Regions from separate parts of the Homo sapiens genome. Here region 1 is linked to region 2. Evidence: chromatin loops called from intact Hi-C (ENCODE). Cell type or tissue: endothelial cell of umbilical vein. All regions are shown on one strand. Links, peaks and the distances in the headings refer to the core of each region. The heading gives the core; the rest is flanking DNA. Region 1 overlaps ADD3 (adducin 3). Region 2 overlaps ADD3-AS1 (ADD3 antisense RNA 1).

Evidence for each region. A loop is a pair of places that touch in the nucleus more often than their neighbours do. Peaks named below come from ENCODE experiments on the same cell type or tissue, not always from the same donor. Only the 100,000 strongest peaks of a DNase experiment are listed, where the experiment ranks them.
Region 1: a loop joins it to region 2, with 7 times the contacts of the local background. A loop is called at or near these places in 4 of 110 quality-filtered maps.

Annotation. Positions count from the first base shown.
Region 1 is chr10:110,040,595-110,043,519 of GRCh38, forward strand. All of the region lies in intron 1 of ADD3 (adducin 3), which reads left to right. Among named protein-coding and RNA genes, the nearest start is that of ADD3-AS1, 34 kb to the left of the region's middle. In endothelial cell of umbilical vein, for the core only: no CTCF peak of the experiment used is centred there; a DNase peak (open chromatin) is centred at 1,767.
Region 2 is chr10:109,977,342-109,980,266 of GRCh38, forward strand. All of the region lies in intron 2 of ADD3-AS1 (ADD3 antisense RNA 1), which reads right to left. Among named protein-coding and RNA genes, the nearest start is that of ADD3, 29 kb to the right of the region's middle. In endothelial cell of umbilical vein, for the core only: a CTCF peak has its summit at 1,232 (motif pointing right); a DNase peak (open chromatin) is centred at 1,250.

The sequences.
Region 1 (2,925 bases), core at 217-2,716, 63 kb after region 2:
TTCTGTGGGAAATAGGGAGCCAAAGAAGGATTTATAAGAAGTGGATTGATGTGGTCAGATTTGTGTTTTAAAAATCTTCCTTTGGCAACAGTATTGAGAGTGGACTGAGAGAAGGTTGAAGGTAAAGAGATTACTAAAGTATGCCAGGAGAGAGAGAGTGCCTGAACTAAATCAGTGGACTCGGATAGAGAGGAAGAGACTTTTCCTGAAAGGAAAAATGGTAAAACAGAAGGAATGATGGAGTTTGAAGGTCAGGTTAAAGAAGTGCCTAATTTCTGGCATGGAGAAAGAAAACTGGAAAAAAGAACTTGCACGCACGCGCTCTCTCTCTCTCGCTCTCTCTCTCTCTCGCTCTCTCTGTCTCTCTCTGTCTCTCTCTCTCTCTCTCTCTCCGTGTGTCTGTCTCTCTGTCCCTCTCTGTCTCACTCATGCTGTATCTCTTGCTCATGCTGTGTCTCTCACTATCTCCCTCGCTGTCTCTCTGTCTTTGGAAGAATATGTGGGTGATAAGAGTTTGATTTTTCAACATTTGAAGATTGAGATACTTGAACAGCAGACCACAGCAGGAGATTTTAAGTAGGTAGTTGAACATAGAGATCTGGAGCACAAGCTAGAAGTTTGACAGGACTGTAAATAACAGATCTGTGAATTAATAACAGGAGAATTGAGAGTTGAAGTTGTGGGAGGCAGATGAGGTTTTCCAAGGTGAATGTGCAGAGTGAGAGAAGTACACCAGGGATGGAACTCTGTTGAATACCAAGGTATAAAATCATCCTTTTTATAGCCACAATCCAGACTAAGAAAATGCCAGTGTAGGGATCCATTTCAATCCCGGCCCTGCTTGAGGTTACATTGAATAAGGTATCAGACCCCTTTGTGACTTCAAATAAATGGTTTAACATCTCTAAGCCTAAGTTTCCTCATCTGTAAAACGAAAGGGTTGGTTCAAATCAGCAGTTCTCAAGCTTTTTTCTTCTAGATTATGTGTGATATAGGATGTTCACACTCACATTTCCACAGACGTGCTTAGAATTATGGGCAATTTCCACTGCTCTGGTTCTCTGTCATACAAGAAATGCAAGATTGTGAGAACTAAGCTGTTATAACAGTAACCTTGGGCCTCCTCTGTTATATGTTTAAAAAGCAACTAGTTCAGAAATTTTCGTACTGAATCAACAAGAAGTTACTTGCAATAGATACCTGACAGCTGATAGGCATGTAGCAACAAAATCATTACTTAAAACTCCCAGGCTAGTTATATTACTTTTAAAATTCTTTTGGGATCACAGACCCCCTGTAAGAACTAATGAAGGCCATGGATTCTCCCCCCAAAAAATATGTGGATAATTTTTTTATATTTGAGAGAATTCAAATAAAATATTCTAAAGTTGGTAGCGTCTCTTGGGATCCGTGACCCTGTATTAAGAAATTCCTTTTCCAGATAAAAATCCCCTTCTGGAAGATTTTATGACTTTATTTGTTGTAAAAGGAGAAGCATATTTCTTTGGAAATAAACTTTGTGATTAGATCTTTGTAGGTAAGTATTTCTATAGTAGTTTTAATTTTTAAATACTGTTGTTTGAGCTTGCCATAATTAGAAGACAGCCACCTATTCTGTGGATAAACTAGTGCCACTTTAAGAAAAGGTGATTTGGAGCACAATTATATTAGAATAACTACTAGCTATTTTAAATATTCTGTTCTATACTACTTGGGTGAGGGGAGGGTGTCAGCGAAGGCAGTGGTAGTAAGGCAGCCAGGAGGTGACAAAGAGTCCAGGCATTCAGGGGGCTTTCCTGGGGCAAGTAAAGCCTTTCTTGTTCGTGTTTGTCGGTCAGTCTTGCTCAAGTGACTTAGAGGTGTCTGGAAGTGTATGTTCAGTGAGCTGAGAAATAATCTTAAATCTTTTTACCAAAAAAACAACACTCATGATTTTTAAAATAAATTTATTTCAATTATAATAATACTATCTTTAATCAGGAAATAGTCTAATAACATGGAATGTGGATTTTGGTGTTATCTAGAAGAAGAATTAGCACACTAATAAAATATTAATAGTCTTATTATTGATAACTGAGTTTTGTCTGGTGCTGTTTTTTTTTTTTTTTCCATCAGTTTTTTTACTTCTTAGGCTTGGGAACCAAATCGAATTCTCCTGGTAATTACAAATAAGTACTGCTTCAATTTCTATCATCCAGTTATTTCATGAGAAAGTTTACAGTAATGGTAAAGCAGTTTGATTTTGTTCTTTGTCTAAAGTACACCCATACCAAGATAATTTAAATTAATTTTTATTCAAAGTAGTTATTAAAACTTTGAGGGGAAAACATAGAATGCATATTTTTCTACTTCAGAGTTTCGGTGGGTCATATTTAATATTTTTAAATAATGATCACGTATTTCAGCTTTTCAGCAAATGGCATGCACTGGCCTAGTAATGATTAATCTTGGCTCAATGATCAAGAATGTTGACTTTGAAAACTTACTTGCAGGCTGTGGAATAGCCTACAGAGGACATAGTAATTTTGTTTGTGTTTCAATTATGTCCTGAAGATCTTGGTGTGTGTGGTTGTTGGGCCAGCCCAGTTTTCATTTGAACGGCTTGGCCTTTACAGGTGGACTTCTCTTCCAAATGAGTATTTCTTTTAACTTGCATCCGAATTAATGTTCTTTAGAGAAATCTATAACTTAAATAAAGAAATTGACCTCCTCCCAGGTTTCTTTTTTTTAAACAAATCCTATTTATTTTTTAAGTATGGCTGATCTTTTTTTGTATGACTTTCTATCTTTACTACGAAAGTTGCATTTGGATGTTTCTAGATATTTCACTCACCTATTTGCTGTTATTCCATTTTTAGGGTTAACTTAGCAGCCTGCTGCTTTATTTTTATTTTTTTAACCAAGGATGAATAGCTTGGTAAGAAT
Region 2 (2,925 bases), core at 273-2,772:
AGGTAGAACATCTTGGGAGCTGCGGGAACCAAAGTTGTTTTCCAGAATCAGATATTGGGCACTGCCTGGGGCAGAACATTCAGTCAAGTGGCTAATAAATCTGTACAAAGCACAGCTTCTGCCCAGGAACCGTGGTTGTTGTCCTTCACTGAGGAGAGCCAGCAAACTGACAGTATGAATTTGCCTTCAGGGCCCAGATCTCATTTCTCCTCAAGGGGCTTGTGCTTGTTGGTGGCAGCTAGCACTGGCCCGGAACTTTGATGTTTTCCTTTTCAGTATCCAAATGCTACAGAGACTGTGTCACTGCATACGCCGTCTCTGGTATAATGGCAGAGGCGGGGAGCAGACTGTTTGGAATGCAGTCTGGCCCCATTGGGACTTTGAACTGGGCTGGAACTTGCAGAGTCTAAGAGTTTAATCGTGGCATCTTTTTCAGATAGGCAAAGAAAAGGAAACCAACCCAGAGGGGTTGGTGTTCAGTACTCTGGAAGAAATCCATGATAATTTTTTAAGGAATTGAAAGTTTTTATGAGGCTTACTGAGGTATCATTCATATACAGTTAATTTTACCCTTTTCCAGTGCACAATTCAATGAGTTTTGGAAAGCAGCTATACTCATTGTCATACCACCATTGCCAGTTCGATAAGTTTTGACTAATGTATGTAGTCAAGTCACCAACATCAAGTAAGATAAAGAACATTTCCATCTCCCCGAAAAGTTCCCTAATACCCATTTGCAACCAATCCCACCATATTTCCCCAGCCCTGTGGCTGCTGCTGATCTGGTATCTGTCTGATTCCAGAATGTCACATAAGTAGAACCTTATAATTCACAGCCTCTTGTTGCTGCGTGTCAGTAGTTCTTTCCTTTTTATTACTAAGTAGTATTCTATTGTATGGATGTGCCACAATTTGTTTATTGATTCCCCAGCCGGGCATTTGGGTTATTTTCACTTTTTGGCAGGAATTGACATTTAAATGAGCTCAAATTCAGCAAGCATTTATCGAGCATGCACAGAAACAGACTGGAAAATGAGATAGTTCATGTTTACAGTTTCTAATAAAAATTATAATCACACTGGAGATTCAAACTAACACCTAAAGAAGAAAGAAGTCTATTTGTGACCCTAGAAACAAACATGGAGGAAAAGGACTCCATTCAATAGCATTGGTCTAATGATTAGGAGAGAATCTCATGCCCTTGGAAAGCCCTAAAATGACACTACCATGCTGAGACACATGAGGGCGCTGTAACCAACCAGCATTGCCAAACACTTCATTCTTACAAAAGTTGTTTGTTTTTTTAATTTATTGGAATGCTTTGTTGAAAACTCTAGTGAATTCTCACTCCTACCCTTGGTCTCCTTGGCCACTCTTGAATGATAGAAAAAAACATAGGCATCGAGTGGATCTGTCTTTGACTAGTCATCAGGGGATTACTGTACCCGACCACAGCTGTACGGTGAGGCTCCCGTCGGCTTTCCTACTTAAACTCACAAGGAAAGGCTCCCAAAGGAACTCTAGATTAGAATACCTCATGATCACAAAGAAAATTGGGATTGACCCTAAAGTTTCATTTTTATTGTTGTTGTTTTCAGGCCTTCCCTGAATATAACACACAAATATTCAAACATAATTGCTGGACAACATTTTAGAAAGACTTGTAAGGTACTTCTTTCACATCTCAGCAATTTGGCTAGTTGAAAGTTGTTCGTTCTTCAATGAGAACACATGGACACAGGGAGGGGAACAACACACATTGGGGCCTGTAGAGGGAGAGCATCAGGATAAATAGCTAACACATGCAGGGCTTAATGCCTAGGTGATGGGTTGATAGGTGCAGCAAACCACCATGGCACACGTTTACCTATGTAACAAACCTGCACGTACTGTACATGTATCCTGGAACTTAAAATAAAATATAATAAATTTTTTTTAAAAAAAGAAAGTGGTTCGTTCTTGTCAAAGCAACCACTACAATCAGTTCAGAGGAAAGCTATCTTTACAGCAAAGCAGCCAGGAGAACTTAGGGTTACTGGGTTTGGCTTCTGAATGGCTGTTCAAAACAAAAACTGAAAAGAAAAAAAAAACCCTCTGGATACATTTAAAATTTTTTGAAAATCAATGACTCATTTGTTACAGAGTAAGCAAGTACAAAATAAAAGACACTTCATAAAAATTGCATTAGAATGTTCTGGTGGGATTCTAAATGAATTTAGCTGTGGGATGGTATATGATTTTTGTGCAAGATCCAGCAAGGCTTAGGGATTCCTCTCTTAGAGAAAGGGTTTGATTCCGTTATTTGAAAGGATGTCTCTCCAAGCCCTTTCTATAATTAATAAAATGCTCACTTGAAGAAAGATTTACTCAGTCAAACCTATCCAACCTAAAATATGACTAATTGTTTCGAGCAGAAAATTATCTCTGGCTGTCATATCCAAATTATATAACAACATGGCCTTAAAATTGGGTGGAAAATAGTGAAGAGCTGATTCTAAAGGCAGAATGTGGCTCTGGTCTGGATTTTTTAAGCAGTTTCACCCAATCTCTCACCCAGAGGGACCAACCTGATGTTTTCTTTCTTCCTATTTGAGTAAAACTCTGAACCACTCGATCAAACCTGGGCCCTTCACACAATCCCACTGTGGCCCTTTCAATTATCCCCTTCAAAAGGCATTTTCCCATTCTCTCCTGATCTTACTCCTTGCGTCCAAAGCTCACTGGCTCTGTGAGTGTGCTGGTAAAAGCATGGACCAATGAGTTGTTGCTGGCTACGTGATCTTGACCTGGCTACGTTACTTAACCTCTCTAAGCCTCAGTTACCTCCACTGTAAAATAGAGATTATAATAATATCTACTTCAGGTCCCCGTAATAGTATCTATCTGAAGTTGTTGAGAAGAATAAATAAGATCATGCATATAAAG